2 separate regions of the Mus musculus genome follow, and region 2 is linked to region 1. A link is a loop called in an ENCODE intact Hi-C map of the cell type or tissue named here. Cell type or tissue: heart. All regions are shown on one strand. Each heading gives the region's core, and the rest is flanking DNA. Links, peaks and the distances in the headings are about the cores only.

Region 1 (15,751 bases), core at 1,925-9,924:
CTCAAAATTGAATCTTGACAAATGGAAAACAGAAGCTTGATCAACATTTACTAATTAAACACCAGATTTTCCTAATAGTAAGATCAAAGGTGAGTGAGTGAGTCTCCCTTACTTTGTATTTTTGGTTGGTTGGTTGGTTTGGGTTTTGGGTTTGAGTTTTTTTCTTTCTTTTCTTTCTTTCTTTTTTTGAAATAGGGTTTCTCTGTGTACCCCTGGCTGTCCCAGAACTCCCTCTGTAGACCAGACTAGCCTCAAACTCAAAGAGATCCACCTGCCTCCCAAGTCCTAGGATTAAAGGCGTGCTCTTCCACCATGCATAGCCAAAGATGTTTCGATACCTGGTCCTAAAAGTCCTTTAAAGTTCTAATTTTGGACTTGTGGTTGTGGCTGAGAGTAATAACCACACTAAAAACCAACGCTGTGGGCTTGATCTCCAGTATCAAAAACAGCAGAACATGGCCTTGTGTCACGGTGTACACCTGTCATTCCAACAGTTAGGCAGTTGAGTTCACAGGCAGAACTTGCCTCCCACTCTGCCTCCCACTCTATATCTCAGATCTGCTCCTGCCAGAGCTCTTGAACGATGCCCAGGCAGAGGTGGTTGGTTGGGGTTTTTTTGGTTTGTTTGGTTTTTTTTAAAAACCAGCTGCTATATTTGCATTGCATTTGTTTGCTTTAAAACTGGTTTTCCCAGGGCTGGAGAGATGACATACTGCTCTTGCAGATGTCTTGAGTAAGTTTCCCAACATGCACATCTGGAAGTTCACAACCATCTGTAACTCCAGCTCCAAGGAAGCTGATGCCTCTCCGGGACTCAAGTGCACACACCCACACACAGACACACAGACATGGTCAAGTGCACACACCCACACACAGACACACAGACATGGTCAAGTGCACACACCCACACACAGACACACAGACATGGTCAAGTGCACACACAGACACACAGACACACAGACATGGTCAAGTGCACACACAGACACACAGACACACAGACATGGTCAAGTGCACACACAGACACACAGACATGGTCAAGTGCACACACCCACACACAGACACACAGACATGGTCAAGTGCACACACCCACACACAGACACACAGACATGGTCAAGTGCACACACCCACACACAGACACACAGACATGGTCAAGTGCACACACCCACACACAGACACACAGACATGGTCATAATTCAAAGTCAAAATGAATCCTAAAAGTAGTTTCCAGAATCTGGACCTGATCATGCTGTCATTGTTGATATCTGCAAGTTCACAGAAAACTTTTATGAGGTAGTTCACTAGCTCACACAGGCTTGATTGCTATAATCCCAATAGCCAGGAGGCTGAGGAGAAAAGGGCACTGCAGACAACACAGTGAGTCCCAGGGCAGTCAGGGCTCTGGAGAAAAATCTCCTCTCTCTCTCTCTCTCTCTCTCTCTCTCTCCTCTCTCTCTCTCTCTCTCTCTCTCTCTCTCTCTCTCTCTCTCTCTGTCTCTCTCTCTCACACACACACACACACATATATATTTTTTTTTCTTCTAACTTGCTTTGTCCCTTTCACTTTTTATAAGCAACTTCTATTGGAAAGCATCACACAGCCAGGGCTGACTCACACCAGGGTGTCGAGCCGTGCAGAGCATTTAGAAATGCCCTGCCTGCACAGCTGCCTCCCCTTGGGTTAGGCGTGACCTCGGATCCAGTGTCTGGACAGAGGATTCCTTCCACTGCTCCCGTCCTCCCCAGACCAGGAGGCAGGCTTGCTCTTTTCCTTGTTTCCCTGCACTGTGGACTCTAAGCACGTCCTCACCCACCTGCTGCGGGACCCCAGCCGGTGCCGGGACCCCACCCTCCGGGACCCCACCCTCCACCGCTGCCTCCAGGCCTGAGTGTCCTACCTTCACGATGCTCCTCAGCTCCAGGTCATCCTGCTCCAGCTTCTTCCGGGTCTTCTCCTTTTCTATCCGGTCCTCAATAATGACCTGCTCGTACTCCCGGATCTGCACAAGGACACGGACACAGGAGCAGGGCAGGCCACAGCCCAGCCAGCCCTGCGTGCCCGTAACTCTAGACAGAGACGGGAGACTGACCAAAGTTCAAACTCAATCTCGCCACACAGCAAGTGTATGTCTCAAACAAACAAACAAAATCCTGCTGGATTTCCACTAATTTCCACTGTAATAATGTATTCACATTATATAAATATTCCTCAACTTTTTTTTTTTTCAATTTAAACAATTCAAGCCGGGCAGTGGTGGCGCACACCTTTAATCCCAGCACTTGGAAGGCAGAGACAGACGGATTTTTGAGTTCCAGGCCAGCCTGGTCTACAAAGTGAGTTCCAGGACAGCCAGGGCTATACAGAGAAACCCTGGCTTGAAAAAAACAAAAAAACAAAACAACAACAAAAAATATCTCTCTCTCTCTCTCTCTCTCTCTCTCTCACACACACACACACATTGGTATCCTCCACATAATACTTTTAAAACTTTAATAGATATACATATGCAAATAGCCATGTTTTAAACTAGAAATTTAGGAACTTCAACATCAACCCAATGATGACGTCAAATTTTTAGAAACCAACATATAAATTGTCTTTAAAGATCATAAAATTGTCTTTTGTTTAATGCAGCATCTCTCTGAAGGAGTTTTAAATAATTTCTACCTAGAACTTAAGAAAAGTCTCTGGCCTGATCACTTCTGTGATCTCAGCATGCGGAAGGCTGAGATAGGAAGATCACTACATAGTAAGTTCCAGGGTAACCTGAACTACAAAGACTCGGTCTCAAAAAATAAAAGTGTGCTTGCAATAGAATCATTCCAGCACCAATGCCGTACGCACTCACTCGGTCATTGTCATCAGTAAAGAACCACGTTTACTCTGGTGGTTTACTCTGCTTTTGACTAAAACTGTCTTCCCAGACTCCCTCACTCCCACTCATATCCCAGTCACCCTGCCACCCCTTACCATCTTTGCCAGGTCTTGCAGGTGTACCAGGTCACTGGCCTTGGCAGCCTTGAGAGCATTTAACTCGTTCTGCTTTGCTTCTGTGTCTTTGTCAAATTTCTCCATCCAGAACTCTAGCTTCTCCTCAAGTTTCTACTTGGAAAAACACATTAAGACATGGTTCCCACCAGATATAAAATAACAGGACCGCAGGATGCCAGTTAGAGCAAGCTAGACCAAGCAAATTTTCCTACAGAGATCTGATCACAACAGACTTGGTGAGGAACCGAGGGTGGCCAGCCCAGATGCTGCCGTGTTCTTTGTGTCTGGTTGGTGTACTTTTCTGGGTGTAAGCCACTCCATTTTTAAAGGAGGAGAGGCACCTGTAAACTCAAAGCATATGACAACATGTACAAGACACTTTAAACTCAAAATCCCAGGATAGCGTATAGAGGTGGGCAAGAAGCCCCTCGCCTAGCTGAGAAGCTAATGGCAACTGGTAGCTGTTAGGAGAGGCGAGCTAGCTTGAATAGAATAAAGACCCTGCTGTAAGTTGCATCAGATTGGCTTCTGTGTGTGTTTTGGGAGATCACTAACATTTCCCTGGCACAACAAATACTGAACACTCATCCAAAAAGATAGAAATGTGGGCTGGGATAGTTCTGCTGGGATCCTGGCCTGGCATGCATGAAGCCCTGGGTTTGATGGTCTGCACCACATAAAACTAGACATGGCTGCCCATACCTCTAGTAGAAGCAGGAGGATCAGGAGTTCAAAGCCAATGTTAGCCCCATAGCAAATTCTAGTCCAGCCTGAGATATAAGATACCTTGACTGAGGGGAGAGGAGTCTTCAAATTTCTAAGTGAAAATAGATATGAATCTAAGATACCAGCCAAAGTTTCAAATAGGAGAGAAAGATGATGAGATTCAGTCTATGAAAGTTACTTGAAGATGTCCGTTTGCAAGGGAAAATAAATGGCGTGTAACAAAGGAAAAAAAAAAAAAAAAAAACAGTGAAGTGTGATTCTCATGACAGTCCCTCAGGAGGCACCAGGACTACTGGGAGGAGCCTGGGCCCTGAAGGCAGATCGCCAAGGTTCAAGTCTGGCACTCAAGTTTACTTGAATTCTTTAGTCCCCTAGCTCTCTCCACTAGTGGCTAGAGATACAACAATCTCCACACACAGCACAGCACAGTGTAGTGTAATAGTGGTAGGCTAATGGACTGACAATTGTATAAAATTGGTTTCAACACAGGATATTGGAAAGGGGGGGGCAGTAAATAAGAGTTTTAATAAAAGCAACAGGATATGCATAATGATTAATTCTACACCTAAGAGAGAGACAGTAAAACCTAGACATGTATAAAAAAGAATTTTTTTTTCTAAGATAGGGTTTCTCTATGTATTCCTGGCTGTCCTGGAACTCACTCTGTAGACCAGGCTGGCCTTGAACTAAGAAATCCACCTGCCTCTGCCTCCCAAGTGCTGGGATCAAAGGCGTGCACCATCACTGCCCAGCATACGATTATTTTTTTTTAAGATTTATTTATTTGTTATTTATGAGTACACTGTAGCTATACACCAGAAGACACCAGAAGAGGGCATCAGATCCCATTATAGATGGTTGTGAGCCACCATGTGGTTGCTGGGAATTAAACTCAGGACCTCTGGAAGAGCAGTCAGTGCTCTTAACCATTGAGCCATCTCTCCAGCCCCTATATAAAAAATTTAAAGGTTACAGCAGGGTGAGTGGTGGCGCACGCCTATGATCCCAGCACTCAGAAGGCAGAGGCAGACAGATCTATAAGTTCAAGGCCAGCCTGGCCTACAGAGCAAGTTCCAGGACAGCCAGGGCTACACAGAGAAACCCTGACTTAGAAAACAAAACAACAACAAATTTAAAGGTTGCCATTGAGCTCAAGAGATGGCACTGTTGTCCTCTTGCAAAGGACCTGTTTCAGTTCCCAACACCCATGTCCACACAGGCTCAGCAGCCTGTAACCGCAGCTCCGGGAGTCTAAAGCCATCTCTGACCTCCTGGGTACCTGCACTCATGCCCACATGCCCACATGCCCACACAGAGACACATACATAATTCAAAAATAAGTCTCAACAGCTACTAGTGAAAACCAGAAATATGTAAGTCCTAAAGTCCAGGAGCATTCAATAGTAAAATACAGAAGATTAGGTATGGTGGAGCATGTGGTAACCCAGCGCTGGGGGCAGAAGCAGGAGACCAAAAAACTGAAACAAAATGGAATCTTTCCTACGAAGACATGTTACAAAACATGACTCTGAAAGATCTGGTAAATGAAGAGCTGAATATCATTCTAGGCAGATAATGTTTCTCTTTTAAAATATGACACTCCAGAAAATAAATAAATATGACATCTCCTGCAAACACATCAAGACAAGAGAGAGAGATATCCAGTCAAGATGGCTTGGATTTTACTACACTTCAAACAACACATACAGTTTTATTCTATTTCTCTTTTGGGTTTCGGATCATAGTAAAATGGAATTGTTTTCAAGCCATGCAGCCAAGCCAGTGAACTTTGGAAGCAACACAAAAAAAAAAAAAAAAAAAAAATAGCCCCAGAAAACAAAGAGATATAAAAATCAAAGTATAGCCGGGCGTGGTGGCGCACGCCTTTAATCCCAGCACTCGGGAGGCAGAGGCAGGCGTATTTCTGAGTTCGAGGCCAGCCTGGTCTACAAAGTGAGCTCCAGGACAGCCAGGGCTATACAGAGAAACCCTGTCTCGAAAAACCAAAAAAAAAAAAAAAAAAAAATCAAAGTATATCAGCCCTAGTGGTTTATTAACACCGTACCATCCCCAGGTAGACTTTTAGGAAATGAAAGATGACTCAACATTAGTGGGTAGATTAGTACAGTCTGTAACTCTACAGAGACTGGAGGGATGGCTCAATGGTTAGGAGCCTATCCTGGTCTTGCTGAGTTTGAGCGGTCACAACCACCTGTAACTCTAGCCCCTCTGGCATATTCCACTGGCTTCCATGTGGCAGATATAAACACATACACATAAACAAACTGTCAAATAAATAAACTTAAGTAAGTGTATTTTACTTTATAGACAGAGGAGAAAAATATATCATCAAAAAATCATATTGATGGATGAAAATAATTCATCTCAGCTGGGTGTGGCGACACACCTTTATCCTGGCACTGAGAAGGTGACTCTAAATTCTTTGAGTTTGGGGCCAGCTTTGTCTCTGTGATGAGTTCCAGGTCAGCCAGGGCTATGTTATGAGATGCTGTCCTCCCACCACCACCAAAAATAAATGAATACTTGGACAAGAAACTCCTTCACATGATAAAATGTGCTCACCAGTGATCTACAGGGTAAACATCCCACTGAGTCAGGTACCAGTCACTGCCTCTCAGCTCCAGGTTCATTCAGCATGGCTGGGCATGACTGGAAGTGTTTCCTTTGGCCACCTAGCAAAATACTAAGCTTCGTCAGCAGAGGGCGCTAGAGGACACGGCAGGAGGTCTGTAGGCTCACTGTGCTCTGGCTCCCTGGTCACACTGCTAGAGCTGTGTGACACCCAGTGGCACTCATTGACCAAAACATTTAACTAACAACTGCAACATTATATCCATTATGACGAGGTAAGATTAACTCCAAGAATGTAAAGAACACAATAGCAAATCTACCCTGTTTTACTTCCACATATTAAAGGGGAAGATAATCTCAATGAATAAAAAAAGTCCACCTTCTACAACCGAGTATTCATCTGACTGAAGAAGGAGGAAAGGAGAGAGGGAGGAAGAGAAGGGGCAGAAGGGAGGAGGAGGAGGAGACAAACATTTAAGTGCACACTCCTATAATTCCAGCACTCAAGAGGCAGGAGGCTGAGGCAGGAGGATCAAGATGAGTCAGAGAACACCTTGAGCTACATAATTAGAACAATATCCAAAAAAATCCAAAACAAACAAACAACAACAAACAAACAAACAAAACCCCAGCACCTCTTGGCATCCAGGAAACCACGCACTTTCTCTAATGAGCCTGAATCTTAGTCATGGGAAAGACTTTCCTTCCACCTCCTTGGTTCCTTTCTCGGATCCTGGCAGTCAGCCCTGTGCTAGCCTTCAGAGCTCTCTTTATCCCTTCTTGGTAATCTGTCCCATATTAATAGCTCATGATCCTTTTGTTAAAGTCTGTTTAAATTGATAGTGTGATTTGTGTTATTTAAATGGATTTTAATCACACACAATTGGCACTAGGAATGAAGCTGATCCCACGCTCTAATTCACAGATGTCTTTGTAAGTCACTTGCCATACTTGCATAGCAGCCTGGTGTCATTAATGCAACAGGAGATCTGATATGGAGTGTCAAAGCAGATGCCTCTGTAGACCATGACATGACAGCTGGAGGATCGGCAGCCCCCGTATAGGAAGGAGGAGGCACACATGGCCCTGCTGGTGAAAGCAAGCAGCTTTCGAATTGGTTTAGCGATTAGCAGCTGTATTGCAGATGTGTATCAACAAAGTCTATGAATAGCAGCAGCAGCTGGAGTTACAACAGTCCCCGTGACTGTGCAAGGGCCAGGCAGCTTCTGCACAGACCAAGCAGCAAATCTAAGGCCCTGTGCTTCAGTCAGGTGTTGGAAGGCGGCGCTTACCTATGCAGTGTCATCAGGGTCACAGCAAGCCTGTGGTTTAATTTTCAGTGGAGTTGGAAAGTTCCAGGCGCTCCTACATTTGTACCTGTCCCGAATATGTCTTCCCCACTGTATATACTCAGTACTTTGGGAAGTAGCCACAGTTCGGCTCCATAGAACTCGAAAACCCACAGCAGCAGTGACTGAAGTTAAGACTCCACTTGTTGGGCTGGTGAGGTGGCTCAGTGGGTAAGAGCACCCGACCGCTCTTCCGAAGGTCTGAAGTTCGGGTCCCAGCAACCACATGGTGGCTCACAACCATTTGTAACAGGATCTGACTCCCTCTTCTGGAGTGTCTGAAGACAGCTACAGTGTACTTACATATAATAAATAAATAAATCTTAAAAAAAAAAAAAAAAGACTCCACTTGTCATCTGACTGCCTCAATCCTGCTGTGACCCGGGGCTGGCTACAGGTTTGTTCTGTGGGTCCCCATGAGTCACTGTCAACTCAGAGTTAATGCTCTCAAGAAGCCAGTGTCTAAGTCACTCCAGACTCCATAGGTCTCCTGGCTTCATGACCACCTTATCTTCGTTGTCAGCCACCAAGTGGTTTTTCAGGGTTGGACCATTCCCATGGAAGTCAGGACCTACCTTAAGGATGCCCCGGAGGTCACACCTGGCCCCCATAGGAATGCGGTCAAGTACAGAGACATTTCTCGCACTCTCCACCAGCTCACTCACTCTTTGCTTCCTGACTACCACCAGCATGGATAGCCTTCAGGGAAGGGCTTGTTCCATTAGCTCTGCCAGGTTGCCACAGTGTGCTACCTAGCTGACGTTGATAATGGATGAATCTGAAGGAGCAGATTTACCACCTGGACAAGAAAGACCCGACTCTCTCACCAACTGGCATGATACTGAGGGCCTCACAAGGATGCTGGAGAGACTCCCAAAGTCAAAGGCTTAGCTCTTCCCAGGACATCTTGAGAGGAGCAGAAAGGATAAGGACCCTAAGTTCCAGCAGGTCCTAAGGGATCACTGAGGTTAATGCCTGGTTACTCTCAGACCAAGCAGGTCCCCTGGGTTGGAAATGGGAGTCACCCACCCCTCTCCTGTGGAACACAGATGTTCTTTATACAGCATAGTGATGTCCCGTCCCCATGTGCTCTTCAGTGTCCTCAGACTGGTGTGCCTGCTGGTTGTCTTCTGGTTAGGATGTGTCTGGTGATGAGTGAATAAATTCATCCCAAGCAGGCTGTCCCCAAGGCTTTGCATTCTCACCTCCACATCACAGGAGGGAAGCCCTGGTACCTCCACCTCGTCAAATGGAGGGAGGCAGCTACTAGGTCTAGTCAAGCAAGCTATCAGCCTCACCACCGGACGCACGGCACCCACAGGAAATCCCGCATGTGCAGCCAGCTTGCCTGTGTCCCAGATGCAGCCCGCACGCCTTGCATCCTAATCTGTCTAGCTAACACCCATGTGCTCAGTGCTTCTCAGCAAATGTTCTAACTTGCATAGAGATCTAAGTTATTTTGAGAAGAGACTGTAAGAACATGAACAAAATGAGAAGGCAATTGATAATCTAAAACCTTCCTCAACTGAGCATGTTATTTATTTATTTATTTATTTATTTATTTATTTATTGTAAGTACACTGTAACTGTCTTCAGACACAGCAGAATTGGGCATCAGATCTCATTACAGATGGTTGTGAGCCACCATGTGGTTGCTGAGATTTGAACTCAGGACCTCTGGAAGAACAGTCAGTGCTCTTAACCATGGGCCATCTCTCCAGCCCGAGCATGTTATTTTTATAATTTAAAAAAATGGCAAATATATATATATATATGGCTGGGAACATAGCTCAGTAATAGATTGCTTGCCTGGCAGACCTGGGTGGGGCCTTGGGCTCAATCCACAATACCACAGGAAGAGGCAAAATCAAAATATTTTCACATTATGGCTATGAAGCAATGTAAGAACAAACAAAATGGGTTTTTTTGTTGTTTGGTTTTTGGTTTTTGTTTTTTTTCGAGACAGAGTTTCTCTGTATAGCCCTGGCTGTCCTGGAACTCACTTTGTAGACCAGGCTGGCCTTGAACTCAGAAAACTGCCTGCCTCTGCCTCCCAAGTGCTGGGATTAAAGGTGTGTGTGCCACCATGCTCGGCTACAAAATGTTTTTTATACAAACAAAATTTAAAAGGTTGAAGGAAAAAAAAATATCTTCCTGAAAGTTAGAGCTGTGTACACATTCAGATGGGCAAGCTGTAAGAGACTGTGGCAGCACATTCATTGGCCTCACAGTATGGCTGCTTTTTCCTTGTTTACTAAATGGATTTTGGGCTGAGCATGATGGCCTGGAATCCCAGCACTCAGGAGGCAGAAGCAGGTGGACCTGTGTGAGTTCAAGGCCAGCCTGGTTTACATAGAGAGTTCCAATCCAAGGCACATGGTAAGACATTGCCTCAAAAGGAAAAAAAAAAGAAAAGGGAAGGGAAGGGGAGGGGAGGGAGGAGGGGGGAGGGGAGGGGAGGGGAGGGGAGGAGAGGAGAGGAGAGGAGAGGAGAGGAGAGGAGAGGAGAGGAGAGGAGAGGAGAGGAGAGGAGAGGAGAGGAGAGGAGAAGAGAGGAGAGGCTGAGCAGAACCTGCCTCAAAGGACCGTTTTTTTTAATCTTTTATTTATTTGTTTAATATTTATTCTTCTCTCTTCTGTATTGTATAAGTAGATTTGTATATGTGAATGCCTATGTGTCTGTGTGTGTGCAGATGCACTCATGTGTAGCTGTTTTACCTTCTTTTAAATTTATTCATTTATTTATTCTGTGTGTGTGTGTGTGTTGTGTGTGTGTGTGTGAGACTGTATGCAGGTGTACCATGTGCAGGAGTCCTGTGAAGGCAAGAAGAGGGTATCCAATTCCCTGGAACTGAAGTTACAGGCAGTAGTGAGCCACCCAGTCCTCTGCAGAGTAATAAGCGCTCTGAGGCACTAGGCTGTCTCTGTAGCACCTCACTGTGTTTTCAGAGACAAGATCTCTCACTATCACCAGCCAGACGGCAAGCCCCAGAGATCTGACCTTTCCACCATCACGTTGAAGTTGGGATTACCCATGTAATCCCAAGCCTGGGTTTTTTTTGTTTTTTGTTTTTTGTTTTTTGTTTTTTGTTTTTTGTGAGCTTTAAGGTCCATCTCAGGTCCAATGATTATACAGCAAACATTCTGCCTGCTGAGCCAACTCTTTAGCCCATTAAAAGATTTTTTTAGGGCTGGTGAGATGGCTCAATGGGTAAGAGCACCCGACTGCTCTTCCGAAGGTCCGGAGTTCAAATCCCAGCAACCACATGGTGGCTCACAACCATCTGTAACAAGATCTGACTCCCTCTTCTGGAGTGTCTGAAGACAGCTACAGTGTACTTACATATAATAAATAAATAAATCTTTAAAAAAAAAAGATTTTTTTAAAGTTGCAGCTAAGTTTAGTGGCATCTACCTTTAACCAAGCACTTGAGAGGCAGAGATATTGAATCCTAGTGAACTATGGGCCAACCAGATGACATCGTGAGACACCACTGTCCTTAAATACAAAAGCATTGCTTTTTTTCAGAAATGTGTAAGTGGATTTTTTTTAAAGATCTCTTTACCTTATTCTATGTATATGGTGTTTGCCTGTATGTGTGTATGCGCACCATGTACACCCAGTGCCCCTGAAGGCCAGAAGAGTCCCCCCAGGAGTTATAATTGCGAGCTGCCATGTGGGTGCTGGGAACTGAACCCAGATCCCCTGCAAGAGCAGCCGGTGCTCTTAACCTCTGAGCCGTCTCTCCAGTGCCATAAGTGGGTTGTAAGTGGGGTCTTACAATTGAGGAATCAAACTCCTGGGCGACTCACCTGCTGCTGTTTTTTAAGAAACATTTCGATCTCCGTGTGAACCCGGTTCTCCTCTTCAGTTTTCATCCTCAGTTTCTGTAATACACCAACACCAAGCTCTCTACACGGCAAAGCTGAGATCCACAGTGCCCGGATGATGGGTGCAGCCCAGACCCCAGGAATGCCAAGGCTTCCTGACAGAGCTATTGTGTGGCTCCACTCAACTCTCACCACAGAGCCATGGGCTGGCACTCCATTATACACATAAGGGCCCCAGAAAAAGCCACCACAGTCCCATCATCTGGAAACAAAGCTTCAAGATTCTCAGCCCAGAGAAGGAAATTACAGCATTCAAGAAGCATGTGGTCAGGGCTGGAGAGATGGCTCAGTGGTTAAGAGCACTGACCGCTCTTCCAGAGGTCCTAAGTTCAATTCCCAGCAACCACATGGTGCCTCACAACCATCAGTAATGGAATCTGACGCCCTCTTCTGCGGTGTCTGAAGACAGCTACAGTGTACTTATATAATAAATAAATAAATCTTAAAAAAAAAAAAGTGTGTGTGGTAAACCATTCAGTCAGAGCCCCTGGAACCCCACAACTCTGGAAGCTGAGGCAGGTGGATCAGTTTAAAGCCAGTCCTGCACTACAAAGTGAGTCTGTGGCCCACCGGAAGAAGAAAGAGGGGGGCATGGGGAAGCAGAGGGGTTGGGTGGCTGGAGAGCTCATGGGGAGGGGAGCTTCACAGCGGGCTTCTCCCGCACACCCACCGGGAAGCAGGAGGCATAGCAACTAAAGGCTCTACTCACAAGTATGTAAGACCCCAGTTAGTTATTCATGTTTGACCTCTGGGAAAACCTTAATCTCCCTCTTCCTCGTGTTTGTTTGTTTGTGTTTTGGTTGTTTTGGTTTGGTTGTTTTGTTCTGTTTTGCTGGCACATTATCATAGCTGACACCTCACTGAGGTGGGAGCAAACTGCGGTTAGGAATGCATGCTGCTCTTGTTAGAGGACTTAACTTTGGCTCCCAGCACCCAGGTGGGTGGCTCAAAAGCATCTTGTAACTCCAGCTCTGTGGGACACAATGCCTCCTGTCTTCGTGGGCATATTCACACATAATTTTAAATTATGGAACTGGAGTTACAAGATGTTGTGAACCTCCCAACAGGAGTGCTGGGAACCGAACTCGGGTCCTCTGAGAGAAATGCATACTCTTTTTTTTTTCATATTTATTTATTATATGTAAGTACACTGCAGCTGTCTTCAGATACACCAGTCAGATCTCCTTAAGGATGGTTGTGAGCCACCATGTGGTTGCTGGGCCTTGAACTCAGGACCTTCAGAAGAGCAGTCGGGTGCTCTTACCCACTGAGCCATCTCACCAGCCCGAAATGCATACTCTTAACAGCTGATTCATCTCTCCAGTCCAAGATAAATTACTTTTTAAAAAAGTAACAGCCCACATGACATCATCAAATCATCTATCTACCCGAGTTTTTCTTTTGTTCTGCTGATTCTTTTCTTTTTTTCTTTCTTTCTTTTTTTTTGTTTTTTGTTTTTTGTTTTTGGTTTTTCTCTGTGTAGCCCTGGCTGTCCTGGAACTCACTCTGTAGACCAGGCTGGCCTCGAGCTCAGAAATCCGCCTGCCTCTGCCACCCCAGCGCTGGGATTAAAGGCATGCGCCACCACGCCTGGCTTGTTCTGCTGTTTCTTGATACTCGAAGTTGGACCAGAATCTGTCACTGAGCTCCATCCCCAGACAGCCTAATGTAGCACAAGTTACCTCAATCTCCTCCAGCAAGAGTTCTTCTGCTCGGTTACATTTCTTCTGGGTCTGGGAAATCTGCAGCTCAGCATTTCTTTTCATATAAAGATTCTCCAAGTTGGTTTTCGCCTTCATCTCTTGTAGCTGGTCCCTGAGGTGAGCAATGTATTCATTCCCGTTCTGCAGAGAGAAGGCCAGGTTTCTGAACTTAAAATTCATCAAACTTATAAATCAAGAATTCCTGAAGGCGTACCTACAGGCTGATCTGATGGAGTAAATGTCTCAACTGAGGTTTCCCCCTTCTCAGCTGTGTTAGGATTAGCCATCAAGGGCTGGAGAGATGGCTCAGCGGTTAAGAACACTGACTGCTCTTCCGAAGGTCCTGAGTTCAAATCCCAGCAACCACATGGTGGCTCACAACCATCCTTAATGAAATCTGACACCCTCTTCTGGTGTTTCTGAAGACAGCTACAGTGTACTTAGATATAATAATAAATGAATCTTTAAAAGAAATAAAGAAAGCCGGGCAGTGGTGGCCACGCCTTTAATCCCAGCACTCGGGAGGCAAAGGCAGGCGGATTTCTGAGTTCGAGGCCAGCCTGGTCTACAAAGTGAGTTCCAGGACAGCCAGGGCTACACAGAGAAACCTTGTCTAGAAAAAACAAACAAACAAAAAAACAAATGAAAGAAAGAGAGAGAGAGAGAAGAAAATTGAGCCTTAGGGCCAAGCATAAGCTTGGGAAAAGGAAGGCAGGATGATCAAGTCCAAGGTCATCCTTAGCTACATCCTTAGCGGCTCAAAGCCAGCCCAGGCTACAGGAGACCCTGTCTCAAAACAATGCAGAGTGCTGGCCAGATGGCTCAGTGGATCACTTGCCACCAAGTCTTAGGATCTGAGAGTGACCCTTGGAACCCACATGATAGAGTAAGAGAGCTGGGTCCCTCAAGTTCTCCTTTGACCTCCACACATGTTCTCCCACGCAGGATAATAAATAAATGTGGGAGGAAGGAAGGAAGGAGAAGAGGAAGGGAGGGAGGGAGGAAGCAAGCAGGCAAACTAGCAAATACAGACCGAGTCTTTCCAGAACCTTCTTTGGTAGTCAGTATTTGCCACAGATTTGCCATTATGGTCTCACTTTAGTAGAAAGAGCAATGGTCAAAGGTGATCCCAAGTCCCGACTTCCCACAGACTCACCAGTTGTATGAAATTGGCCAAGTTAGTTAAGGCCTAGGTTTCACCTTCCAAAAACCAGAATATTAGTAGCTAGTGAGTGACTCTACTCACCCCACCCCTACTCCTACCCCCACACCCACCTCAACCCCATTCCCACTAGGGACTGGTTCAAAGACACTCCTCCTCCCCAGCATAACAAAACCTGAGATACTCCAATCCCTCCCATAAAGTCTATCCGGTACAGATCCAAGTTCTTTCAAAACATACTGACCAAAAGCTACTTTGGGGAAGAAAGGGTTTTTCTGGTTTAAGGTCACACACAGCCCATCACTGAGGGAAGTCTTGGCAGGAACTCAAGGCTGCAGGAACTGAAGTAGCAGCCATGGAGGGGTGCTGCTTACAGACTTGCTCAGCCTACTTTCTTATACAACCCAGCACCACCCAGGGGTGACATCTCCCACAGCGGGCTGGGCTGCCTTACATCAATCATCAATCCAGAAAATGCCCCACAGACAGACTGACAGGCCAATCTGATGGAAACAACCCAACTGAAGTTCTCTCTTCCCAGGTGACTCTAGCCTGTGTCGAGTCGACAAAACTCTGCCACAGTGAGTCAGTGAACATGAGAATAGACTTCTGATGGTTACTAGTGCCTCACAATTTTAAAGTCTCAAAACTTACTGATTAAAAAAGACAGTTCTTCACTGGCAGACACCTACCTAAGCAGTAGACAGAGAACAGGGTGTGGTAGAGAAGGCAGGAGGCTCTGGGGAAACAGTAAGAGTGACTTCCCTTAGCACAGGGTCTAAGAAGGGCCATCTGAGGAGACTTACTTATCCTGACACTTGAAAGATAAGTAAGCCAATTCATGAAAAATGAAGGCAAGAAAGTTTTCAATAAAAAAGAAAGAGCTGGGCTGGAGAGATGGCTCAGTGGTTAAGAATGCTCGCTGACTGCTCTTCCAGTTGATCTGAGTTCAAATCCCAGCTACCACATGGTGACTTACAACCATCTGTAATGGGATCTGATGCCCTCCTCTGGTGTGTCTGAAGACAGCTACAGTGTACTTACATATACATTAAATAAATAAATAAATAAATAAATAAATAAATAAATAAATAAAATCTTTTTAAAAAAAGAAAGTAAAATAACAAAAAAATTTTAAAAAAAAAAAAGGAAAAGGGCCCAAGTTTATGTGAGAGTCCCTGGGCAGCTAAGACCTGGATATGTTTCAGAAACTGAAAGAAAATCTGCATCTCGACTTTAGCACAGGACAAGATGTCCATATTCTGGTTGGTTTTATCAAGTTGTCTAGAAGTCAGCTGGAGAGATGGTGAGGTGGGTAAGAGCGCTTCCTGTTTTTCCT
Region 2 (15,751 bases), core at 4,094-12,093, 310 kb before region 1:
AGGCACAGGAGGAAGGAGAGACCAGAGAGCGGCATGGCCCAGAAGGGGGTGGGGGTGGGGGTGGAGGTGGTGGTGGCGCTGATCACAGAGACCAGCAGTCACACAGGCAGGTGGAGCAGGCACCAGACAGGAGGGTGGCAGGACCTGGTGGGTGAGCAGCTGGTGGTGGGATGAAGCCATCTGATAGGTGCTACATAGTCTGGAGGAGAGGCAGGTCCTTGCCCGAAAGGGCTGGGTAGGGAGTGTGGGTGGGGAAAGAGTAGAGCAGAGGCGGTCCTTGGGGGAGGCTCCCACGCTGAAGACCCGTGTGCTCCCACATAAGACCGCTGTGCTCCATTTTTTCCATACGGATGTCCCTTCAGCCATTGTCCTAATCCTGTTTCTTTGGCCCCTCCTGGTTGTGTGAAGCACAATCCCCCGTGGGACCCTTCCACAGGGTAGCCCTCCCCACCTCTGGCAGCTCATCCCATGTCTTCCGTATAGCCAGGAGAACAGAGCATCTACGCTCCTCCCAGCAGACAGGAGCCTGGACAAGCTCATCACCCCTCAGCCAGCGTCCCAGCCTGCCATAAACCCATCACGGTTCACTTCCCACCCACTTCTCAGAGCAACCTAGGTGGAAACTTAACTTGAGACACCTCCTTACTTCCTTGTTCCTTTTGGCACCTGGACTGTCTCAGTCCCAGCCCCAAATCCCCACTGCGCCGGGGAGGGGGGGGCCCTCCGGGATTAGACCCACCCAATGTGCCCCAAAGCTTGACAGCTGAGCAGGAAGAGATCCACCAGACCAGTAAACCTGGAGTGGGAAGCAGCTGTCTTCCCCCCCTGCCCCCCCCAAGTCACACAGCAGGAAGTCTTTTTGACTATGGAGACCTCTCTGACCCCTGAACCAAAGTAGCACCCACATATAGAGCTCCTAAGATCAAAAGCCAGACTGCCTCTCTGTCTCAGGAGCTCTGCAGCACAAGGCCCACCAGGGTCCTAGGGCACCTTCAGTCAGACTGACTCTACGCCTTTCTAGGCCCCATTCTGATCTCATGGAGGCAGAGGGTGACTGGTTAACCTCACGGAGCCCCAATGTGTGTTCAGGAGCCTAGAGGGACCAGCTCCAGGAACTCCTTCTTCCTCAGAGTGGTTATGTGGAACTCAGGGAGGCGCTGAAGCAAAGCAGTGACGGAATGACTTGGAACGGGGCGCTAACCCTGTGGGGCTTGGCGTATTTGCTTTGCCAACATCTTATTGTTGTTAGTATACAGGCCATTCCACTGGCCTGTTCTCAGGGACCTAGTTACTTAAGTCATCGCCTGCCACTGCCAGGAGTGCCAGGTGTGTGCTGTGGATAAAAGGGCCCCCAGTCACCCCAGGTCTCTCCCCCTCTCCTCTTCCTCTCCCAGTTGTGCCTTTCTTAGGGGTACATTTTAGTATGGGCCTGCCAAAGGCATCCCTCCCTACACATATCTTTTATCATAACCATTGTCACACACCTGTACTTTGCTTACTCTGTTTCCATACCTAGAACACTCTTCCTCTATCCTTTATACCTATCTGATAGAGGATTTGTAAGCCGTATTCCTCCTTGTATGTGTGTCCACGTGTGTGTGTGTGCAAAAATGTGTGTGTGGTGGTCAGGGGTAAACCTTGAGTGTCCCTCTTCAGGAACTGCCCACTTTTTAAAAAAGCGTTTTGTTTTATGTATTTGTTTCTGAAGGTACGTACATATGTGTATGTAGCTTTGGATCTTCTGATCCCGGAGCTACATTTAGTTGTGAGCTGCCATGTGTGTGGGAGGTGGTGGCACTCAAACCCAGGTCCTCTGGAAGGACAGTCAGTGTTCTTAACTGTTGAGCTGTCTCTCCAGCCCTTCACTTTGTGTTTCTGAGACAGGGTCATTCACTAGCCTGGGACTCACCAGTTAGGCTAGGCCAAGTGGCCAGCAAGCCCAGGGCTCCTCTAGTTACTGCCTCCTCAGCACTGGGGTTACCAGGCCTGGTTTCTTTCTTTTTCTTTCTTTTTCTAAGGTGGGTTCTGGGGTTGAATGGCGAGCACTTGACTGCAGAGTCAGTCACCTCTGCAGCTCTCCGTATTCCTCTTAGGGAAAGACAGGGCCCTCTGTCCTCTGGCTTGGAAGTTAGATAGAAGCAGAATAAAGTCTTTTTTTTTTTTGCTTTTGGTTTTTCGAGACAGGCTGTCTCTGTGTAGCCCTGGCTGTCCTGGAACTCACTCTGTAGACCTGGCTGGCCTAGAACTCAGAAATCTGTCTGCCTCTGCCTCCCAAGTGCTGGGATTAAAGGTGTGCGCTACCACTGCCAGGCTAGAATAAAGTCTTGATTCTGCCGCTGCTACACGACTTTGGTTGTATAGATCATTTTTCATCCTCTGCCTTGATCTCTTTGTGTTTTTTCCAGATCCTTATGTAGACAGAAGTCTAGCACCTCCAGAGCTTAGTACATGCTAACTTGCTCACAGCACCCATCTCCACCCGCTGCCTGGCTAGCTCCTCCTGGCTGTGTCCGGCCTAGGTCCCTGTGCTCACACTACCCACCGCTCAGTAAGCACCCCTGCCTTGAGACCCTAAAACACTAACTAGTTCTTTCTAATGCTTACTGCCGTTATTAGGACATGTTTGTCTTCCCATGTCATCGCCGAGCCAGACGGGTGGGAGTGGACACTGCCTTTACTTCTGTTTCTAATTCTGTCTCTGGGCAGAGGCACAGCTTGAGCAAAAGAAGCGCTGGCTACCCTTCCTGTTTGATTTTAGCATCTGCACAACAGGCTAGCTACACCCACCACAGGATTTCCAACAAGAAGAGATAATTGGTCGCAGGAAAGAAAGGAAGGAAGCTGGAAAGTTCTTCTTTCCCAGCTTTCACGGTGCTGGAGGGGCCCATGTGAGACAGCAGGGGATAGCAGAGCCAGCGTGCTACATGCCAACCTGCCTGGAAGGTGAGCCTCCTGGTGCAATAGTGGGGTACCTGTTATGAGGTCACATAGCTTCCAGATGGGCTTTGAGGCCCGCTCCACAGGAAGGAAATCATGTCAATCACTGTAATTTTGGTTAACCCTTTCCTGACCCCTTCCTCTCCCCCATGCCCACTCCCATCTCCACTTTTCTGTCCCTAGTATTCTCTACTTTATTTTCACATGACACGTCTTCAAGTATTGACCCCCTTACGAACGCCACCACCACCTCGTCACCCCCTTTCTAGGTCTCTGACCTCTACTCCAACGTAAACACACAGATCTCAAAATTAGAAGCTAGAATCCACCCATGAGAGAGAAGACGTGGCCTTTGTCTGTCTTAGCCTGAGGTTACCTTACTTAACAGTTTACAGCTCCATTCATTATCATACAAATGTCATGCTTCCTTACAGCTGAATCATTGTGTATATGGATGTGTTTAGTATCTTTTTAAAAATTATCTAAGTGTAGGACCATGAAAGTCAGACTGTTTTCTGGTTGAGCTAGGTTTAAAACCCCAGTGACCCTGTAGGTGACCCCGCAGGGTCTCGTGCAAGGGATGGTAGGCGTTTTTTTGCTATGATACTAGACACCAGGCTCCTGACACGAGGCTGTAGCTCTCCACTCCATAGGTCTGTGGCCATCAATCACGCAAGGGCAGCGCCTCAAGCCGGTCTACAGGTAGAGGACTTGACCACAGATCCCGTAGCCACAAGACAGATCTCCATTTTAATGAGGTACCTAAAGACCTGGAGGCGTAGCCAATAAACTCTCCTTCCCAGACACTCCTCCCTGCAAAAGGTATTTAACCTCAGGCCTGCCCTGAGAAAATGGGGTTCATTTTTTACTTATCAACTCCCCCCCCCCATGACAATAATGTCTTAAAACTATGGACTGTCTCTTCTCATGGAGATCTGAAGCAATGGAGCAGGCCTTTCTCGAAAGAGCTGCATCTAATCTCCCTCAGGAGGCCTCACTGTGCTCTGAGCCATGGATGGACTCCACCAAGCTAAGCCGCCCCCGCCAAGGATGCTCCTCCCCAAGGGACCCAGCCAGAGCTCTCCTCCCCCCTTTCCCCTTGGGCCCTGGGCTAGAGCCAGACTGCGGGTCCCCACTCCTTTCTCAGCTCTTCTGTGGCATCCAGCGGCATCTGTGGTGCCCAAGAGTCTGAGAACCTGCCATCCCTGGCCCCCCCCCCCCCCCCGAGGCAAATCCAGCAATCCCCCAGGACCTTAGATTGTGCTTCCGCAGCTCTGGAACAGGGTTCCTCGGCTTCTCACAGTCCAACGCCCATCCTGTGACGCCATGGGGAACGAGCAGTCAAGACTTCCCTTGTCCTGCCTTGCCGAGCGGCCCAAGCCCCAAGCGGTCCTGGGCCATCTTTTAACCCACATCTATGCACCCACTGATAGACATCTGGGCTGTTTCCGTTTTCTAATTGTTATGAATGAAACATCAGTGAATATGAATATGCAGGTTATAGAATTCTTTGAAGACATACCTAGGAATGATATAACTTTGTTTAATTTTTATTTTTTTGAGACAGTGTCTCACTGTATCCCTGGCTCTCCTGGAGCTCACAGAGATTTGCCGACCTCTGCCTCCTAGATGGTGAGATTAAAGTTGGGTCCCACCATATCCAGCAATATTCTGTCACTGACAAAATCACTTAGACTTACACAAAAAACTCAATGTTTTAGTAGACATGGGTACCACGGAATGGCTACATTGTGATGCATATTACTTCATGTTTTATAATTCTTTGTAGAGAGAATATTTAAATGTATTGTCTTAACAATTTTCAAACTTATAGCATGCTGCTACTAAGCTGCTTTAAGCATGTTGTGGTCATTGTGATATATATATATATATATATATATATATATATATATACACACACACACAACTCTCTTGAACTTAGTTCTCCAATTTCACTGAAATTTCGTGTCCTTTGGTCAACGCCTCCTTAACCTGGTCAAGTTGAGCCTTTAGCGCCTACCATTTGACTGTGGGCTTGTACACATTTGATGATTTTAGAGCCTGCATAAGAGTGAGTTTGTTTTTCTGTGGGCAACTTTTTATCACTTAACACGGCATTCTCCAGGTTCATCCACGGTGCAGCAGATGACAGGACGTCATGTTTGTCCAGCTGATTAGTATGTTCTTTTCATATGCACCTCATCTTCTGTACCCACGCCCTGTATGTTTATCCAACTGTCCACTGTTAAGGGACACAAGGTCGCTGCCATCTCTTGGCTGTGGCGTACGCTGAGTGTAGATGTCTCTTCAACATACCAGTCTGACATCCTTTGGATAAACACCCACCTGAAATGAGATTGCTGAATCCGGTGGTTGTTGCGATTTTAGTTTCTTGAGGAATCTCTGCATCGTTCTTCAGGATGGCTAATTCTCATCCCTCCTGAGCACGCTCGAGGGTTCCATTTTCTCTCCATTCTCACCACCGCTTACCTTTCTTTTCGTTGATAATAGCTGTTCTGATGTGTATGAGACCTTCATTCTCTGTGGCTTTAATGTTTATTCTCCGGCTATTATTGGTGTTGAGCCAATTTCTAAATGCCCTTTGGCTATTCCTAATCATACCTCTGAGAACGCCTGCCCAGATCCTCTGTCTATTTTTAAATCAGGGTATTTGTTTTCATGATTAAGTCATTTGGCGTCTGTAGAGGTGTTTGCAAAGAAGCCTTATTGGGTATGGAGCCCACAGCTCTTTTCCCTCCGTGCACAGGGATGCCTTGCCTGTGCTATTTGCTTTGCTGTGCAGGGGTTTTTAGGTGACTGTACAATCTCTCTTGTTCTCTTTCGCTTTCATTCACTTTGTTCTTGGGATCATGGCCACCCCCCCCAAAAAAAAAACCAAAAAACAAAAAACAAAACAAAACAAAAACATGGCCCAGATCGATGTCAGAAATCTCGTCATGTTTTCGTCTAGTAGTTTTGTGGCTTCAGGTCTAGGATTTCAGCCTTTAATCCACCCTGAGATGAGGTACATGGTGTGAGAAGAGAGGGCGCCTTCATTCTCCTGCCTAAGACAATCCAGAGCTCTCAGCACATTTGTGGAAGAGACTCTCCTTTGCACCCTGTTCTCAGCATCTCTGTGGAAAATCAGTTTATTTCTCAGCTCCTTACTCTGTTCCACTGATCTGTGCCTATTTTGGATCTGGGGTGTACTATTTTCATTACTGAGCTTTTAGAGTTCGAGAAAGGTAATGTACTGAAATGCTAATTATAGTAGAGAATACATAGTTCTTGTGGGGTGTGCGTGTACGTGTGTGCGTGTGCGTGTGTGTGTGTGTGTGTGTCCACTTTCAATGATGGCCAATGCTGGGGTTGGATGGCAAAGGATTTGCTGCACAAGCCCGAGAACCTGAGTTTGGATCCCCTGAATCTAAGAACAGACATAAATCCCAGTGCTCTTATAGTAAAACAGGGGTTAGAGACAGGGGGATTACCAGGAGCTTGAGGGCCAGCTAGCCTGGTGTATATGTCAGAAAAACAACAGAGAGACTGTCATAAATAAGGAGGACGGTGAGGGTGCACCCACACAGTGTGCATGTGTGTGTATGTGTGTGCGCATACAGGCATGTGCACGCACACACAGAATATAAACTTTTAGAAGAAAGAAAAAAAATTAAAACTATGAAAAAGTAAGATAATGAGGATAAGAAGGAGGTTGGCCTGGAGTTTGTGACCGTTCCCTCAGCTGGATAGTTATGTTTTATTCTGTCACCAAGCAGGAGGTGGCTTAAGCTATTGCCCTTCAGGAGACTTTGGCTGCCTTCAGGTGCGGACCACTATGGAGACAGAGACTTGTGTGGCCTCAAGGTACCCTCTGGAGGACCATGAGGAGCTGGAGGCAGGCAGTGCCCTGAGGCGCAGAGGCTGCTGGCTCCTCAGTCTCAGGCTCTCGGGGATGGAGGAAGCTGGTGCTCGCCAGCCCTTATAGACAGCGTAGCTAGTTATGAAAGGCACCCTCACCCTTTCGGTTAGAATCTCCCCAGGCTAGAGGGCCTGGGCCTTTCCTTGGGTAGATGTGCAGAGCTGGCGGTTCATTGGTGGGGGAAGAATGGATGGGTATGGTGGCCCCGGGGTGGGAATTCATGTTTTAACAGATTGGGTAGCTAGAACGGTATCTGGAGAAGAGGCAGTAGTAGAAAGCGGGGTGTGGGGGTGTGGGGGGATGGGGGCTCAGAACTGGGTGTCAGAAGTTAGTCATGGAGTTGCAGAGGGGAGTAGAGGGTCAGTGGATTGGGGGAGGGGTGAACTGAAGTGCTGCGTCCGGGAGGAAGGCGGGGACTAGCTGGATATATGATAAGGACCGTATAAGAAAAAAAGGTCTTTTAACAGTTTGCATCATCAAAACCGAGAAGGAACGGACTTCTCTTGGTCCCCTTTGCTGAAGAGGCTCTGGCTGCCAGCATTGCACAGAACCTGGCGGGGGCGCTGTAGAGCAGCGCTTCTCAATTCCGTGTGAGATCCACTCCGTCGTTCCTCAGGAGCTTGTACACCTTTTGGGGAGACAAGGTCTCTTACTGGGATCTGGGCTGATTATAGTGTGCTGGCCTGCTGTTGAACCGCAAATTTCTTCCTGTCCCCACCTCTCCAGTGCTGGGCTGGGATTATAAGGGTGTACCTCCATGCCTACATTTTTGCGTGTGTGCTTGGGACAAAGGAAGGTCCTCATGTTTGTTCAGTAAATACTTTTTGACTGTACCATCTCAGACCTTCAGACTTTAATTTTAGATAAAAAACGTGTGTGTGTGTGTGTGTGTGTGTGAGAGAGAGAGAGAGAGAGAGAGAGAGAGAGAGAGAGAGAGAGAGATTTTCCCTGCATCTATGTCTGTGTACTAGGTACATGCCTGAAGCCTGAAGAGGTCGGAGAGGGTATTGGACCCCTGGAACTGGAGTTACCAATAGTTGTGAGGCACCATATGGATACTGGGAACCAGACCCAGGTCCAGGTCTTCTGCAAGAGTAGCCAGTACTGTTAACCTCTGAGCCATCCCTCCAGCTCCCCACCAACCCCAGAGCCCCGAGAGGCTGTGGCAGTAGCCGCTGCTGCTGCTGCTGCTGCCGCCCTGCTGGTGGTTGGTGGTTGGAGATTTTCAGATGATGAGGATCATACTTGCCTCAAGGAAGTCAGCTCCCCTAATCTAACAATATCAATGCCCCCTTTCCCCCTAACCTTCTCTCTCTCCTACCTAGTGTTGTGGGGTCAGAAGGGATGAGGGTGGAGTAGGGCTGCAGAGAAAAAGGAATAAAATTGTCAAAAGTACAGTTACACACAAACCTGCAACAACAGACATGCCATGTTGCCATAATCCATACAGATACGCAGATCATCAAAACACAGGAGCCAGTTCACCTCAGCTCTCCTAACGGTCCTTGGTGTAGCCCAGGGAGGCTCTGTGGTTGTGCCAGGAGGTCCTTTCGGGCAGGACTTTCCCGAGGCCTCCTGTCTTTGCCTGTCACTGCCTGCCTTCACCCAGTGGCTGACCTCCCAGGAGGTTCCCGTCAGTAACAGCAACTGAGGCATTTAAATGAAAATCTTCATATTTAAAACCCATAAAGTGACTGGGGCAGATAAACCTTCGTTTTTAAAACCCGTAAAACTTTTTAGTATGAAAAGGATACTGTTAGGAAAAAAGCCAGAATCAAAGAAAGAAGGGGGAAATGGAGAAGGAGGATTAAGTGGGAGAGAGAAACTGAGGAGGGGAGGGGAGAGGGTCAGGGGAAGGGTGATTAACACTCAGGATGTTTGAAAAAGCCATATGGAAACCTACTATTTTATAAGCTTCCTATATATGTTCCTATAAAAGAGTTTAATTGGAACGACTTCACACAGGGGAAAACACTCCTCCCAGAAGCCACAGGTTGTCAAATAAAAATCTCAGTGCCACGTGTGGGAGACTACCTCACGTTGTAGGTCAGAGGTATCCTAGAGACCCAAAGAGACTCTTATTTTCTCCGCCACTGTCTGTCCACAGTCAGAATAATGACCATATAATAGCGGGGGCATGGGAGAAAAGTTTAATGTTGATGCTGCATTTTCCACCCAAAACTGCAGCTAGGATAGGACTCTGCCCTGACCCTTCCTCTCCCACAAAGCCTGGCTCCTTCACTGCCCGGTGTGAGACTGGGTCGGCATAGTGTGTTGTGGGGTCGTGTGTGTGTGTGTGTGTGTGTGTGTGTGTGTGTGGTGCATGCACTCAGGCTGAGAAGACTTCCCAATGGCTTTGTACCTTCTGCTCCCTCACTCCCACCCCTGCTTTGCAGGGTTCTCAGGAAGGTTCTAGAAAGTTTCAAGCCCTGCTTGTTGGCCCTCACATGACAAAACCCCATCCTAGCCCCCTGTCTGCATCCTAACTCCTGTGCACTCTCACTGTCACAAAACTCCAGGCTCTTCTCCCTGTGTGGAAAGCAGAGTAGTCATGTGGTCCAATTCAGATCTGGAAGGAAGCTCATCCCACAGAGACGCCAGGGTCTGACGGATGAGGTTCAGACACAATGGAAGACTCTCGAAAGGGCGTGGGCAGCCTGGATAGCCGTCAGGTTAGTGCCTCAAGTCCTTTCTTTGGGGGAAGTGGGAGAATATTAATGTGAGGGTCAGATTAGGAGCCACGTAGGGAAAATAGCATTTCCAGGGTCCTGAGTCGAGCAGCCTGGTGTTTTGGTGCCTACAGGGGTCCAAGTCCCTGGGATGATGCTCTTCTATCTTCAGGGCAGGATGTCCCAGGTTTGAGTCAGCTTTATGGTTGACAGCTGGCTTCTGGAATCATCTCAGACAAGCAATACTACAGGAATGTAGAGCGAAGGGCAAATGCTCGGCCCGAGCAAAGGCATAGGAGAAGTATGGGTAAAGTCGCAGCCAGCCACGGCCTGTCTGTCACCTGCCTTTCTTTCTTAAGTCAATTTATTTTTAAATTTTATTTTATAAACTTAATTAGAAAAAGAATTCTCGCAAGTAAATAAAAGTGTCTCACACCAACATCAAGCAGACCCAAGTCTGAACAACTCGATGAAGTCTTTACGGTTGGAATAGGCATTTAGAATGGAAGCCGTGTAGCTTCACATTAAATTTTACACCTTCAGAATCAAATACATTTTATGCATTTATCCACCACATAAAACAAAATTCCCATGATAGAATTAAAAACTAGAAAAACACTTAGCTTTATATTCTTTTTCATAGCTCACGTCCATTACTTGCATTCAACCTTTCCTGTTTTTTACATATTATACGGTACCTGCGTATACTATGTATACCTGCACATTTGTTCAATATATATATATATGATATGACTGGCTAGATTCCACTAATGAGAGAGAACATGTGGCTCTTTTTTCTTTTCTTTTTTTAAAGATTTATTTATTATTATATATAAATACCCCACCATAGCTGTCTTCAGACACACCAGAAGAGGGCATCAGTTCTCACTACTGATGGTTGTGAGCCACCATGTGGTTGCTGGGAATTGAACTCAGTACCTTTGGAAGAACAGTCAGTGCTCTCAACCGCTGAGCCATCTTTCCAGCCCCGTGGCTCATTTTTCTTTCTGAGATTGTGTGACCCTCTTAATGTTATACATTTTAGGTCTCTCCAACTTTCTTGCAATTTTTTTTAAAACTTCCTTTTTTTTTTTAGATCACAGAACAAAATTTCCATTATCCATTCATCTGTTGTGGACAGCTAGGTTGATGTCAATTCTTTGCTATATGAATAAACAATATAAATACATATATAAATAAAATATTTATTATAATTATATAATTATGTAGTTATTATAATTACATTAACAAACATATACATTTTGCTATAACTATATAAATATATGAATAAATATAGCAATATTTAGAAATAAATAAATAAATGAATAAATAAATAAATATAGCAGTAAATGTGAGGGTACAAACAGTGTGGAATTTTCTGGGTGTAGAGGGGTTATTTTTATTTTTATTTTTATTTTTATTTTTTTGAGGAATCTCCAAGCTGATTTTCACAATGGCTGTATTAATTTGCAGCCCCACCAGCAGTGAATAAGGATTCCTTTCCCGCCATCCCTCCACATCCCTCCAAGGTTGTGGTCAGGTTTGTTCTGAGTGAGGTGAGGTGATTAGTTCAGAGTAGCATTAATTTGCACTTGCCTGATGGCTAGGGAAATGGGATGCTTTAAAATAGTGTTTTGGCCATTTATGTTGACTTTTTGAAAACTATCTGTTCGGTTAACTTGCCTACTTGTTGACTGGTAGTTTTATCTCCTTGGTGTTTAATTGCAATTCTTTGTAAGTTCTGGATCTCGGCCCCTTGGGTTGGTGTAGCTGGGGAAGGCTTTCCCCTCTTCTGAGGGCCCTGTGCTCTGAGGATTGGGTCCTACACTGTGCAGGCAATGTATTGTAACATAGCCCTACCTGTGACGCTTGGGGTTCGTCCCTGCGCTGCTAGTGTGCTGTCCAAAAAGTTCTTGCCCACCCCAGTGTCTTAAAGAGCACTCCCGTATTTCCTTTTAAAAGTTTCAGTGTTTCCGGTTTTAAATTAATATCTTTGATCCGTTTTTGAGTTGACTTTTGTATCAGGTGAAGGCTATCGAGTTTCATCTTCTGCATGTAGAAACCGGTTTTGTCAGCACCATTTGTTGAGCAGTGTATCCCCCCCCCCCCCCACCAAAGAATGCTTTTGCCTCCTGTGTCAAAAATGAAGTGGTCACAGCTGTGTCGTTTTATAGCTAAATCTTCTATTCTATCCCATAAGTTTACCTGTCTGTTAAACCAGTACCGGGGTGTCTTCATGACTGTAGATCTTTATATAGTATGACTTCTTCTTTCTAGAGAAAACAGACTCAAAGGGCTCGCTTGGGCAGCTCAGCAGTGGAACACTTGCTTAGCACGCACAGGCTCTGAGTTCAATCCCCAGCACTGCAAAAAAAAAAAAAAAAAAAGAGGAGGAAGAAGAAGAGAAGGAGGAGGAGGAAGAGAAGGAGGAGAAAGAGGAAGAGGAGGAGAAGAAGAGGAGAAGGAGGAGGAGGAGGAGGAGGAGGAGGAGGAGGAGGAGGAGGAGGAGGAGGAGGAGGAGGAGGAGGAGAAATCTGGCCCAAAAGTTAAGGCAGTAATGAAGACCTGAGCGTAGAGATGCCAAACCTTTTTGCCCCATTGCAGGCCCAAGGAAGGAGTCACTATTTTCAACAACAACAACAAAAAAAGGCTTTCGACCCTGGAAAAGTAGCCTAGGCAACCGTTACCATTATAACCCACATATCTGAGTGTTACTTACAGTGTGGCTGGCTAGTCAAGGGACTAATAATGTGCTAACCAGCGAGTGACCTTCACACTCAGCCAGCATCCCTAGAGGAGGAAGAGCTTAGTGTCTCCACTTTCTAGCAGGAAGCAAGAGAAGGAGGAAGACTTGAGCTGCATAGTCCAGGATGTGTGATTTCCCCTGAGTTCTCAGAGGTGGGTGGGTCTTTGCATGCAAGTAGTTTGCAACACCCTGGGCGAAGAAGACGGTCAGCTGGCTGCTTTGGTCACTGAACCAAAGCAAGAAGTAGTATAAAAAGAGGGAAAGACGCAGAGGCAGTTTGGCTAACTAGCTGATTGATGGACAAGTATATTGATAGGCAGGCTGGCTATGGGGTGGGGGTGGGGGTGGGGATGGGGATGGGGTGCGGGGTGGGTTGGGTTGGCGGACACCTTAGTATTAGTTACTTACGGATTCTCTGGGAGGCCTTGAAAGTTAGGCCATGCAGAGTTTATGAACTTGCACGGTTGGTTCTTCTCACAGTTCCTCCTCACATAGGTGGGTCCCCACCCCTTGCTCTTTAGAATCTCACAGAAACTTCCTCACAGGGTTAGTGTGATGGCAGCAGTCTGAGTCAATCCTTTTGAACATTAGACCAGTCAGTGCAGCTATAGCTCTCAGTTCACAAACTTGTTCCAGCAAGATCGTGTGTGTGCGTGTGTGTGTGTGTGTGTGTGTGTGTGTGTGTGTGTGTGCTATCAGAGCATGAGAAGAGCGCTGTGTGCAGGAGTAGAGAGTTCATCTTTGGAAACCATCACTACATAAGAGAGCAAGAAACTGCATCTAGTTGAACTGATTCCTATAAAAATGTGAAGAGCCACACATCCATCGCATCAGGGGCGGTCCCAACTCCCTTGGGTCACCTCATGTGTCATAAGCCACCTCATTCCGTGTGTGGTATCAGATAGACCTCCTTCCACCCTTCCCACCTCTCCCACACCATAGCCAAAGACCAATTGCATCTCTTCCTGGAGACAAACTGCTCTATTGGTGTAGCAGAAATGTGTTTCATGGCCTTTAACTGTGTAAATACACTACCACTCTTATGAGGTGTATTTATTTATTTGTTTGTTTATTTTGTTTTGTTTTGTTTTTAAGATAGGGTCCTCTATAAGCTCTGACTGTCCTGGAATTTGCTATGTAGATCAGACTAGGCTGGCCTCAAACTCACAGATCCTCCCACTTCTACCTCCCAGGGCTGGGATTGAGAGTGAACACCGTTGTGCCTGGCTAGACATATGTTTTTTTAATGCACCAAAGATGTAGTTTTTCAAGGATGAGAGTTAAGGCAGGGTCTTGCTAGGTAGGCCAGGTTGACCTTAAATTCAAGACCCTCCTACTTCGGCTTCTCAAGTATGGCGACCACACCTAGCCACCAATAAGGTTTTTGAATCCTGTCTACCTAACTCCATTTCCCCCTCTAAGTTCCCAGTGTTTTCCCACGACTTGAACAATGTTCTGATTTTCAGGAATGTATATGTAGTGTCACCACCAGTGTCACCACCAGCACCACTGCATAATTGGAGCCCCGTCACAAACCTTCCAATGTCAAGATGTGACAGAGTACCAGACCAAGCAAGCATGGTACCTTTGTGAGCGGGAGCCATGGGGGGATGGGCTGCCTAAGCTGTGTGGATTCCTGAAGTTAGCTGTAGCCACAGAACTGACAACTTCAGTACTCTCTGTATTAGTGCACCTTTCAGTGTGTGAGTGTGTGTTTGTGTATGTGTGTGTCTGTGTGTGTATTTGAGTGTGTGTGCTTATGTGTGCATCTGAGTGTGTGTGTGCTCATATGTACATGTGTGTGTAGGAGCGTGTGTGTGTGTGTGTGTGTGTGTGTGTGTGTGTGTGTGTGTAGATCAGAGGACAACTTGTGGGAGTCAGTTTTCTTCTACTGCCTGAGTCCTGAGGATTGAAGTCAGTCCACAAGTATTAGCGGTAAGTACCTTTGTGTTGTTAAGCTGTCTTGTTGGCCTGTGTTGTAAGCTACATTGTTACCCTTTGGTTTGACTCTGAAATGTCTCCCAAAAGCTCTCATGCTTTTCGAGCTCATATCTTTTTTTTTTTTTTTTTTTTTTTTTAGGATGTCTTTTGTTTATTTTATTGTTTATCTTCTAATAGCCCACAGAAGTGACTGAAAATATTTGCAGGCTAATTTTAAACAGCATGAAGTAGAGAATATGCACTAAATACTAAAAAAATAAAATAAAACTTTTACCTTACTTATTAAACTAGGAAGAATTTCCCTGAAATGCACCTGTTAAATTAGTCTACAATATATTAATGAACAGGGGACATGTATTTCCTAGTAAATATTTTAAACATGGAGTATACAAGCAAAAAAAAAACCCTCAGGATATGAAATTTTTCAAGTCATAATCCCCTGAACAAACTAATACAAATTTATTTTCCACCTGAATTCAGAAGTGCAAAATCATTAAAAAATAAAAATATTTCTACTGTTCTCAGAAGTCTACAGATAAATCCCACAAATCTTTAAAGGCTTTTCAACAGAACGAGCCCCGGTCCTCTTGGCAAGCTCCTTACGATCTTGGAAGTGGGGCTTGGCATTCTGTGGGCAAGCTGCACTGTTAGCAGAGCTCCAGTCTGAAAATCACCTTCAGGGTGAAGACCCAGCAGCGACCTCTGTCAGCATACACCACTGCCTGCATACCTGCAAGTCTGCACCAAAAGGTCCCTAGGCAGCTGCAACCCTCAGGACACAGATTCAAGACAGGAAGTAGAGGCCAAACACCCCAGTTTACAGATGCTATTCTTCATAAAAATGCCAAGGGCTTTTGTATCAGAAATGGGCAACATGTTAAAAAAAAAAAAAGTCGAGGCAACTGGGTAACGTCAGTGCTGGGGGTTAAGATGAGGGTTCAGGGTGCTCCTGGCACAGGTGAAGACACTTAGCTGCACGTCTGCACATCGAGCCCATATCTTATCTCCTGGCCCTGTTGGCCTCTATTCACGTTCTTCACAAGATGAGACGCCTTCTCTACCACACCCTTTCTCAGGGCTGTTTGGGGCTAGCTGCCTGTGGATTCACCCTTCTGAAATCAGAAGCTCAAATAAACCTTTCTTCCTTCCTTCCGGTTGTTTCTCTCAGGTGCTCCCTACAGTTACTGAACCCATGATTGACATAATTCTACAAACACTCGGCACCCGTCAGTTATTCATGTGTCCCTTTGACAAAGGTTATCCTCTGAGGGATGGTGGCTTGAGGAAAGGGGTTCTGTGATACCTGTGTGAGCCACTCACGAAAGCCAGAGACAGGGAAAGAGCCAACAGCTCATGCTAATGGAGCCTTGGTCTTCCCTGGCTCCTGGATGTTGGGAGACATTTTTTTCTACAACTCAATCACATTTCTGCAAATTTTAAGAACAAATGCATTGACATTTTGTCCTTTTGTTTTGGGATCTTCCAGAATGTTCATACAGCGAGAGCATTGGAAGACAAGGCAGTGTCTCCCTTTGTGCA

Evidence for each region. A loop is a pair of places that touch in the nucleus more often than their neighbours do. Peaks named below come from ENCODE experiments on the same cell type or tissue, not always from the same donor. Only the 100,000 strongest peaks of a DNase experiment are listed, where the experiment ranks them.
Region 2: it touches region 1 in a loop (2.2-fold over the local background); 2 of 42 quality-filtered maps call a loop at or near these places.

Annotation. Positions count from the first base shown.
Region 1 is chr16:33,017,546-33,033,296 of GRCm38, forward strand. Iqcg (IQ motif containing G) reads right to left here. Exons shown (of 11, transcript NM_178378.3): 7 at 13,230-13,391; 8 at 11,470-11,544; 9 at 2,969-3,100; 10 at 1,896-1,997. Among named protein-coding and RNA genes, the nearest start is that of Iqcg, 31 kb to the right of the region's middle. In heart, for the core only: no CTCF peak of the experiment used is centred there; a DNase peak (open chromatin) is centred at 6,426.
Region 2 is chr16:32,708,135-32,723,885 of GRCm38, forward strand. No RefSeq gene overlaps it. Among named protein-coding and RNA genes, the nearest start is that of Gm34766, 17 kb to the left of the region's middle. In heart, for the core only: a CTCF peak has its summit at 7,402; a DNase peak (open chromatin) is centred at 4,267; H3K4me3 peaks cover 521 bases; H3K27ac peaks cover 244 bases; H3K27me3 peaks cover 230 bases.